Regions from separate parts of the Homo sapiens genome. Here region 2 is linked to region 1. Evidence: read pairs that join two places in POLR2A ChIA-PET (ENCODE). Cell type or tissue: endothelial cell of umbilical vein. All regions are shown on one strand. Region 1 overlaps SH3RF1 (SH3 domain containing ring finger 1). Region 2 overlaps SH3RF1 (SH3 domain containing ring finger 1).

The links. Peaks named below come from ENCODE experiments on the same cell type or tissue, not always from the same donor. Only the 100,000 strongest peaks of a DNase experiment are listed, where the experiment ranks them.
Region 2: POLR2A ChIA-PET joins it to region 1 with 5 read pairs; 4 of 35 experiments call an interaction of 5 or more read pairs at or near these places.

Annotation. Positions count from the first base shown.
Region 1 is chr4:169,139,996-169,144,995 of GRCh38, reverse strand. All of the region lies in intron 4 of SH3RF1 (SH3 domain containing ring finger 1), which reads left to right. Among named protein-coding and RNA genes, the nearest start is that of SH3RF1, 130 kb to the left of the region's middle. In endothelial cell of umbilical vein, no CTCF peak of the experiment used is centred here; no DNase peak of the experiment used is centred here.
Region 2 is chr4:169,235,931-169,240,930 of GRCh38, reverse strand. All of the region lies in intron 2 of SH3RF1 (SH3 domain containing ring finger 1), which reads left to right. Among named protein-coding and RNA genes, the nearest start is that of SH3RF1, 33 kb to the left of the region's middle. RefSeq lists an enhancer at 1-318. In endothelial cell of umbilical vein, no CTCF peak of the experiment used is centred here; a DNase peak (open chromatin) is centred at 2,290.

The DNA of each region.
Region 1 (5,000 bases):
TGGTTGGCCTGGGAAACTTTGCAAGGTCTTCTTGTGGATTCTGAGATTCTGAGGGCCTTTTGCTTTTCCTCTTACCCCTACTATTTTCTTCTCTATTATTTCTTCCCTAAATCAGAGATCACCAACTAGTACGATCCCCATGACTTTTATGCTTGACTTAGAGTGGTTTTTAAAAATTAGTTGTTAAGATGTAAACTCAGGAGGTTTTACATAAGCTTTCCTTAAAAAAAAAAATCAGTTGACCCTGCCAAGTAGTTGCCCATTGAAAGAAAGCAGACAGTCCCCAGTTGACCATAGTTCACTATAGTGTGCCTGCCATTCTCTGTTGGTCTCTATCTGGCCTTCTTCATTCATTGACCTCAACTGCCCAAGCTATGCAGACACGTGAATTTGTGCCTCCTATCCTTAATCCATCATGCTGTTTCTTAGGTTTTCTTTTATCATGAGTCAGAAAAGATGTGTCTCTGTTTCCCTATTTCCCTCATTTAGTACTGTGCCTGGCTTTTAACAGTCACTCAAAAAACATTTGGGTGAGTAAAAGGCTCCATTAGGTTTGATTCTGGTCACTGAATACCTGAGGACCCTATTCCCAACACAGAAGTCTTTGCCTATTGAATATTTTGAATGGGATATTTTTGTTTGGGTTGAGAATAGGTATTGTACTTTACCTAGGCATAAAATTTTACAGATCATTAAGTCTTGCTTCATGTTACAAATGAGAAATGGGAGGCATACCCAAGGTCAAATGACTTGCCCAAGTCAACAAAGCAAGTTAATGGCAAGCTGGGACTCTGAATAGTAAGAATAACTCATGTTCATATAGCACTTTACATGTTACAGAGCACTTTAACCCATGCCCATTTCTACCTGGGGTGTGTAAAATTGATGTTACCTTCCCATTTTGTACAGCTAGGGAAACCAAAACCATGGAATTTATGTGGTCCACCCAAGATTACTGAACCAGTGAGGACAAAGACCTAACTCTAACCTAAACCTTTCGGTGTGAAGTTCAGGGCTTTTCCTGTGGTTTTCTCTGACAGTCCCTTTTTCAGCTACCTCAGCTAAAATTCTTTTTAGGCTTTTAATGACATGTACCCTCTTTTTATACCTTACATTTCAAAGTCAGAAACCTGAACAAGAAAATTCTAGTTTATTTTGTTTTTAACAGCTAGGGCCAACAGAAGTGAAGATAATGAAAATAAGTGAAGAGCTACGTAACTGATGTTTCACCTTCCTAACCTAGTGCAGCCAGGTAGTTAACTTTGAAAATCCTTTTCCCTTGGCAGGATGTAGTGAGGCTTGTATTAGGAGTCCGTGTTCCTCCCTGTCCTACTGCTTAAATGAGTAACCCTTGTAGTTGCTGCCAGTGCACTGCTTCAGGACCCAGGAGGCGTCAGAAATGTGGGCCATAGGGAGTCAGGGGAGTCATTTCAGTCTTCTTTTCTCTGTTCAGCAAATTCTTTGTGCTTAATGAGCCTCGGGAGCACAGCCACCCTGTGTTGCAGCTTCTTTCCCTACAGGAGCTATGGAGAGTCTAGAGCTGTGCCATCCAATGCACATGTCGCTGTTGAGCAACTTGCAGCGAGACTCGTCCAAACTGAGTGGGATGGAAGCACTCCGTTCGCACCGGGTTTCAAAGACATAGTACAAAAAAAGAATGTACCCATCTCAGTACTTTTTTACATGGATTACATGTTGAAGTGATCATAGTGTAGATACATTGGGCTAAATAAAATGTATTATTAAAATGAGTTTTACCTATTTCTTTCTGTCTTTTAAAATGTGGCTACCAAAAAATCTAAATTCCAAGTGTGGCTCATATTATATTTCAGTTGCATAGTGTTGGGCTAGAGGCAGCACTTCCTTCCCTTGATAGTTCTAAGAGACAAACATTTTTATTCATTCAACAAATATTTACAGAGACCTTAATGGAGCTGTTACCTGAGGGAGGCTTTCATATCAATTTTAAAAGACTCTTGAGTAATCCCTTCAGTCTCTTAGTTATTCCTCTTCTGTGGGTAAGTCTTGCATTATAAATGAAGTTTGAGCTTGCTTTTATATTTAGGTCATCCAAAAACAAAAACCTTATTACCTAAATTGTAGGGAAGAATAGGAGACAAATGGGAATACCAGTTTCTCATTGCCATTATGGACCATTTTGCAAAGGACTATAATGTGAGGCAAAATATTTTCATGTCTGCTGAGAGGATGTAAATGGGCATGAATTTCCATTCCATAGCATTTCATTCATTCCCTGATATTCTTCAAAGTGACTGACTTATCTGGGGAAGGAACATTGGACTTAGTGATGCAGTAGAATGTTGAAGTGCTACATTTAAAACATGGCATTTCAAACCAGTGAGGAAAAGATGGACTGTTATTTAAATGATGATAGGACAACTGCTGAGTCATGTGGAAAAACAAAGTGCTAAATGCTTTCCCGACCTTATTCTTTATGCAAAACCAGATGGGCATATGGTTCACAGACGGAGATGTAAAAAGAAAGAATGAAAAGAAGGAAACATTTTAAAAAGTAGGAAAAAATGTAGGTTTCTTATTTAAAACAATTGTGGAATGAAAAGGTTTTTAAAGCATGATGTTAAATCAAGATGCAATAGTGGAAAAAAACTGATAAATAACAAATTAGAACATTATTTTTAATTTAATAGACATAAATATATACACACATATATACATATAAGTTAAAGAGCACTTTACATAATATAAAAAGAGTATTTATGGCCAGGCGCAATCGCTCACGCCTGTAATGCCAGCACTGTGGGAGGCCGAGGCAGGCAGATCATCTGAGGTCAGGAGTTTGAGGCCAGCCTGACCAGTATGGTGAAACCCCATCTCTACTAAAAAAATTGCAAATTAAGGCCAGGTGCAGTGGCTCACACCTGTAATCCCAGCACTTTGGGAGGCCGAGGCAGGTGGATCACAAGCTCAGGAGATTGAGATCATCCTGGCTAACACGGTGAAACCCTGTCTATACTAAAAAAATACAAAAACAAAATTAGCCAGGTGTAGTGGCAGGCACCTGTAGTCCCAGCTATTCAGGAGGCTGAGGCCGGAGAATGACGTGAACCTGGGAGGCAGAACTTGCAGTGAGCCGACATCACGCCACTGCACTCCAGCCTGGGCAACAGAGCGAGACTCCATCTCAAAAAAAAAAAAAAAAAAGCAAAAATTAGGCGGGCCATGGTGGCACTTGCCTATAATCTCTGCTACTCAGGAGGCTGAGGCAGGAGAATCACTTGAATCGGGGAGGCAGAGGTTGCACTGAGCTGAGATTGTGCCACTGCACTCTAGCCTCAATGACAGAGGGAGACCCTGTCTCCAAAAAAAAAAAAAAAGTATTTATATCAGTCTATAAGAAAAATACTAACAATCCAATAGAAATATGGATAGAGTATGGAAATAAGCAAATCCTAAAAAAAGAAAATAGATGCTTAATCTCATTAATAAATAGAAATACAAGTTAAAACAATATAATACACCTTGTTACTTCAAAAAACGATTTTTAAACTTACACTTTGATCTAGCAAATTCTACTTTTAGGAGTTTACCCTATGGATATGCTTGTACGAGCCTGCCAAGACATAGTAAATGGCAACGTCTCTATAAAATGGAATACCATGCTATCAGCCTATCCCTATTGATATGCAAAGATGTTCATGAAATATTATTTCATGAGAGAATAGAATGGATTGCTTGGTTTTATTTGTATTAAAAATCAATAAAGTAGATACATGTATAACAACATCTACATAGAAAATGAAGGATATGTTTTAAATTGTTAAATGGAAATCCATCTGGGAAGTGGGTTGGGAAGAGACAGATGTGGGGAACTGGCTGAGGCCTTTTACTTTTTACTTCATAATGTTCTATACCAAGGGTGTCCAATCTTTTGGCTTCCCTGGATCACATTGGAAGAAGAATTGTCCTGGGCCACACATAAAATACACTAACACTATCAATAGCTGATGAGCTTAAAAAAAAAAAAAAAAGAAAAGAAAAAACAAAACCTCAAAAAAAATCTCATAATGTTTTAAGAAAGTTTACAAATTTGTGTTGGGCTACATGTAGAGGACCGTGGGTTGGACAAGCTTGCTCTAGTGGGTTGTGAATTAAAATAATTACTTCTCAGATCTACTGTTTGTATCCTGTAGTGCTCAGAAGCTACAGACTGATTCATCTGTAAAGCTTCCTATAAAATAGTAACTATTCAACTTAGTTCTTATTAAAAAATTTTTTCTCTTTAAAATATTGTAAGTCCCGCCTTTTAAAAAAGGCTATATTCTCTCTAGCAAAGAGGGCAACCATACACACAAAAAAGTTTATTTTAATATTTCTTAAGCTGCCTTGTTGTTTTTATTAATATTATTTTTGTCAGTATTTCATCTCATATTTATTTATACTTCTGATAACTCTCAAAAACACATTCTTTCTACATTTTAGACTTTTTTCCAAAAAGGGGCATAAGAATTTTAAGAGTAATGAATAGAATCCCTGCTTTTATCTCCAGTATACTGAATTTTACCTTATATCCAACCTAAGTCTTATCAAAGCTCCTTACCAAATGCTTGGAAGAAGGTATTTTAGGATACAAATTTATTTTGCAGGTGATGAGTGTACTCCTAACATTAAAGGTCATAGTTAGATAAATGTCACAGAAAGCTCACACTACTGAGCTCAAACATTCATACATGAATTTTATCAAAATTCTACTAAAAGCTATCAGATTCTTGGTTTCCTATTGTTACCAAAGGTTGCTATACTTACAGCAAAAGCTGCTTTATGTTTCTGCCTGATTTACTTAATGCCTCTACCAAATAGTCTTAACTTTATGATTTTCTCTGGAACTGATACAGGAAGCAAGGAGCAGTGTTTTTTAATACTAATATGTGCTGCTTCAGAAGAAATCTCAAGTAATTTTAAAGTATGACAGCATCTTGCTAACAAATATTACTGTCCATGCATAAAAATCAAATGCAGAA
Region 2 (5,000 bases), 96 kb before region 1:
AAAGCTTCACTTCACTTAAAAGGCTTCCTTGCAATGAGGGGGATGCTTGGGTGATAATTAGTTTGGTCTGGTGAATACATGGATCATCTTACTGAGGGGCTTATGTACAAGCGGTATAAGTATGGTAATGAATAAAACAGGCAAGTGCAGCATGGTGACTGTGGTTAGTAATAATGTGTTATGGACTTGAAAACTGCTAGGCCAGTAGATTTCAAATATTCTCACAAGAAATGACAGGTGTGTGAGGTGATGAATATGTTAATGAACTTGATATAATTTCACAATGTATACATATTAAAAATGCTGTACACTGCAAATAGATACAATTTATTTATTTGTTAAAGAAGAAAACTCAAAAACTCCTTAATACACGTTGGTATCTTTAAATTGAACAGTTTCTCAAACTGCTTTCTTAAATAATTAAGTGAAGGGGGCCAGATGCAAGGGCTCACGCTCTGTAATCCCAGAGCTTTGGGAGGCTGAGGTAGGTCGATTGCTTGAGCCCAGGAGTTTGAGACCAGCCTGGGCAATGTGGTGAAATCCCATCTCTGCAAAAAATTAAAAAAATCAGGCGGGCATGGTGGTTTGTGCCTGTGGTCCCAGCTACCTCAGGAGGCTGAGGTGGGAGAACTGTTTGAGCCCAGGAGGTTGAGGCTCAGTGAGCTGAGATTGCACCACTGCACTCCAGCCTGCGTGCCAGAGTGAGACCCTGTCTCAAAAAAAAAGAAAAAAAAATTAAGTAAAACTGAATTTATTATAATACCCCTTGAGAAGTTTTAATTGACTTTTGAAAAGTTGATTATTTTAAGAAATACCTTGGTGACTTTACTCTTAGATGTTCCAGTGTGCAGTTGGAGTGTTTGTGCTTTGTAATTCTCACTGTAGATGTGAATTACTTTTGTTTTTTTTGAGGCAGTCTCACTCTGTTGCCCAGGCTGGAGTAAAGTGGCGTGATCTTGGCTCACTGCAGCCTCTGACTTCTGAGTTCAAGAGATTCTCCTGCCTCAGCCTCCCAAGTAGCTGGGAGTATAAGTGCACACCACCACGCCCGGCTTATTTTTGTATTTTTTTCATTAGAGACGGGGTTTCACCATGTTGTCCAAGCTGGTCTTGAACTCCTGACCTCAGGTGATCCACCAGCCTCAGCCTCCCAAAATGCTGGGATTGCTGGAGTCAGCCACTGCACTCGGCCGATCTTAATTACTTTTAAAGAAATTTCTAATCTTGTGGTACATCTTGTGGTATGCCTTGCAGCTATTCTGAGTATCCTTTAATGTACTTGCTTTCATTAAGATGGAAATGTGTGAAAATAAGGTGGACTAACCATTGCTAAAGGTAGAATGGTTAAATTTTTGAAACCTTAACGTGATGCCTTTTTATTTCTTCAGAAGTTAACTTGGATGAAAGTTAACTTTGAACAGTTATTTTAATAAAAACATACATACATATGGACTGAATAACAGTGACTAGTTCCAAGGTCAGCCTTCACAGATGTCTTTTTTTGTTTTCTGAACAGCACTTGTGATTCAGAACTCACTTCATTAACCTCTCATTATTTCTCTGTATGCTTGGCTTTCTGAATATCAGCTTTTTTTTTTCCTGCGTGTCACTTGAACACTTGGCCTTCAGTGTTTCTTTCATGTTTTAATAGAGATATGCAATGGTTACAAAAATATTCCCCTTTTACAAAGTAGGTAGATTTATAACCAGTCTTGTCGGCACAATCTTGGCAGAAATGGCTATCCACATATTGTGAAAAGGCAAAATTTCCAAGTTGAGGAAGGAGGTAAATAAGAAGAAAGATTGGTGAAGAATGACTTAAATGAGCCAGATATGTCTAGTATATTCTAGTATATTTAAGAATTGACCCAGAACGGCACTGTGCAGTTAAGCCATCATTTTTGAGAGTGAATAGAGGACTGACATGGTATCTTGAGACTGAAAAAGGGCAAGGGGTGGGGGGGGGCGGAAATTAGCTTTGAAGTCATTTACCTGTCAGTTTTATGCCAGAAATACTTATATAGATAGTCTTCAAAGTCAACTAGAAAGAAAGAGGATGGGGAAGCTACAAATGCTTCTTTTGAAGTGATGGAAGACAGAGCTAAATATGAGGAGGAAGACAGTAATAATAAGAGAATTCTTTATAGCAATATATTAGGGCAGCTGAAATGTTTTCAGAGTGGAAGCAAACATGCCCTAAGCTGACAAACCTAGTATACTTTGTATTTAGCAGTTAGACCATGTGGAAGAACAAACCTTGACAGTTGGCTGGTATGTGCCAGATTCAAGGAGGCAATGACTCACTCCGTCAAAACAGCACAGAGCTGATTCTTGACCTTATTGCTGTCAACTTCAATTTTTGGAAAGTCACTTCAGCCTGATAGACAACAATTCATAATTCTCAGCCCTGCCTACCTCACAGGCATCTATCAGGACAAGATGTATAAGAATGTACTGGGTGTTTGGAACAGAGCATCCTGTAGATTCATGGTAATGGTAAATTAAGAGGGCAGCAGAGTGTCTGTGGCAGCTCAATATTCATTTTCCTGAAGGTGAAGATGGCTTGTGAGGCCACTGTATTTGGCCAGTGCTAGCGTTCCTCACATCCTTCCATGCCCATGACACCTGGTAGGTAGTTCCTTTCTCCCTGCTGTGCGGAGTATTAATAGTGCAGGTAGGTGTAGGTACACCCTAATTCTGACCAAGCTTGGATATGTTAAAGGAAAAATTATTCTGATGCTGGTTGAGATGGTAAGTAAAGCTTTATTGAAGACTATATTGCATTAGAGTATTACAGTAGGAGGCAGAGATAGGGCTCTATTCTGAATACAGCAAAGACAGCTGGAAATTTATAGCCAATGGGCAGAGTGTGAGGGGAGAGGAAAATTCACTAAGAGGGGAAAATTATTAAGAGGAGACATCAAGTGTAGGGGGATTCTTGCTAACCCGACCTAATAGGACTCTTGCTAAAGGCAGGCCAAGGACTTACAGATCAAAGGTGGGAGATGAGGAGCTATATATCAAGGGTGATCAGATTTCAAGGGTGTGGAGCGGGGGGGAAATCATAAATTGATTTAGCAGGATTCTTGCTAAAATTGGTCCTACAGGTCTTGAATAAGCTTATTTCTTATTTCTTATAAGACTGTAGGGTATACTCTTTTCAGTCTTATTACTAATTCTTTATCAGTAATATGTATTCATCTTTACTGTCTTGTGTCTTTTTGCTGATTCTTCTGGTCTTAAGGCACTCTCCTTAATAAGTTTTGAAATCTGTCCAGAACTCACTGCAGCCAAATTTCCTGGATTTGTTTACTGTACCTGTGATTCAGCTGGAGATATAATTCCCAAATTCATATTTTTAGCATGCTGGTGGTCAATGTAGGCAGCTACCTTATGGGTATGTATAACCATTTCCCCTCTTGAAATCAGCCTCTCTTTTTTAAAAAATTAAAAATAGAGATGGGGTTGGGCTGTATTGCCCAAGCTGGTCTTGAACTCCTGGCCTCAAGCCATCCTCCCACTTCCACCTCCCGAAGTGTTGTGATTACAGGCATGAGCCATCGTGTCCAGCCTGAAATCAGCTTTAATTGTCCCCCAGGTAAATAAACACCTGGTGAAAGTCACCTTTGGAAAATTAATGCTTTTGAAAATAATCCATGAGTCTAAGTATGACTTTCAAATCACCTTCACCGTGTGTCTGGGAACATTTCAGGTTGATTTCCTACATCACATCACTCCTCTTCTGCTTATTGTATTCCCACTTACTAGACGTCAGGTGTTGGTTTATTAGGAGACATTGCTGTGCATGTCACACAGCCAGTTGGCACCACATTTTTGGCTCCTTCTGTTGAATCTCTTTCTAGTTGGCTGGCAAGTTAAATCTGTTCATTGAGAAGGGAGCGTGTGCATATTTGTGCTTGTTTATGTATGTATTACTGGCAGGGGATGAGACAGAAGCAAAAGTTGGGTCAGTTAAATACAATCGTCTCTCTTCTACTTTGTAGTTTTTGGAGATATTTTTCCATGCCATTTTGTAACAGATGATATCCTGGGTTTTATTATTCAGTCTTTTGTGTCTGTCAGTGAATTATTTGTTAGCCTTTGAGCCTACATATGTAGCATTTTATTATGGGAATAATAATATAGAAGCAATGTATGTATTTACATATCCATGTCTCAGATTGTTAGAGACTGGTGACCAGAGTAATGATATCCATGAGTTAGCTTACATGAGAATTTCTGGGGACAGTAGTGGGTTCTTACTGTGTGCCAGGCAATGTTTTAGGTACTTTATGTATATTAACTTATTTAATTCTCATAGCAACACTACGAAGTAGTTGCTACTATTATCTCCATTTTCCAGGTGAGGAAGCAGACATAGAGAGGTTACATAACTTGTTTAAGGTCACACCAACTAATAAGTAACGATATTACTTAGTCTAAATTATGGAATAGTAAGAAACAACCCTGAAATTTGAGATGCTTAATACAGCAAAGGCTTATTTCTCACTCAAGGTATACGTTGTGTGGATTGGCAGAGGGACACCGCTCATTATAGTCATTAGAGTCACTCAGAGACCCAGCCGACAAAGGCTCCATCTCAGCACATGCTTCCAGGAAGGGAATTGGCAAGTCGAGTTCTGGCTTAAAGCTTCCATCTGGAAGTGACATGTTTTACTTCCCACATTTCATTGTCCAAAGTGAGTTACTAGGCCATGATTCCATTTCAAGGAGGTCGGAAAGGGCAGTCCTGCCATGTGTCTAGAGGGAGAGAAGAATCGTAATGTTTATGGTAGAGCCAGGACTGGGATCTGGGCAGTTGGGCTACAGATGCTGTGCCAGTGGCTAGAACTGTCAGAAAACACATGGCAAGGATCCTGAGGCAAATGTTGTCCAGAACAGTTTTGTCACTTAGGTTGCAGAGGAAATGTCACTGAAAGAAATTAAGTAGGCCAGGCACGGTGGCTCACGCCTATAATCCCAGCACTTTGGGAGGCTGA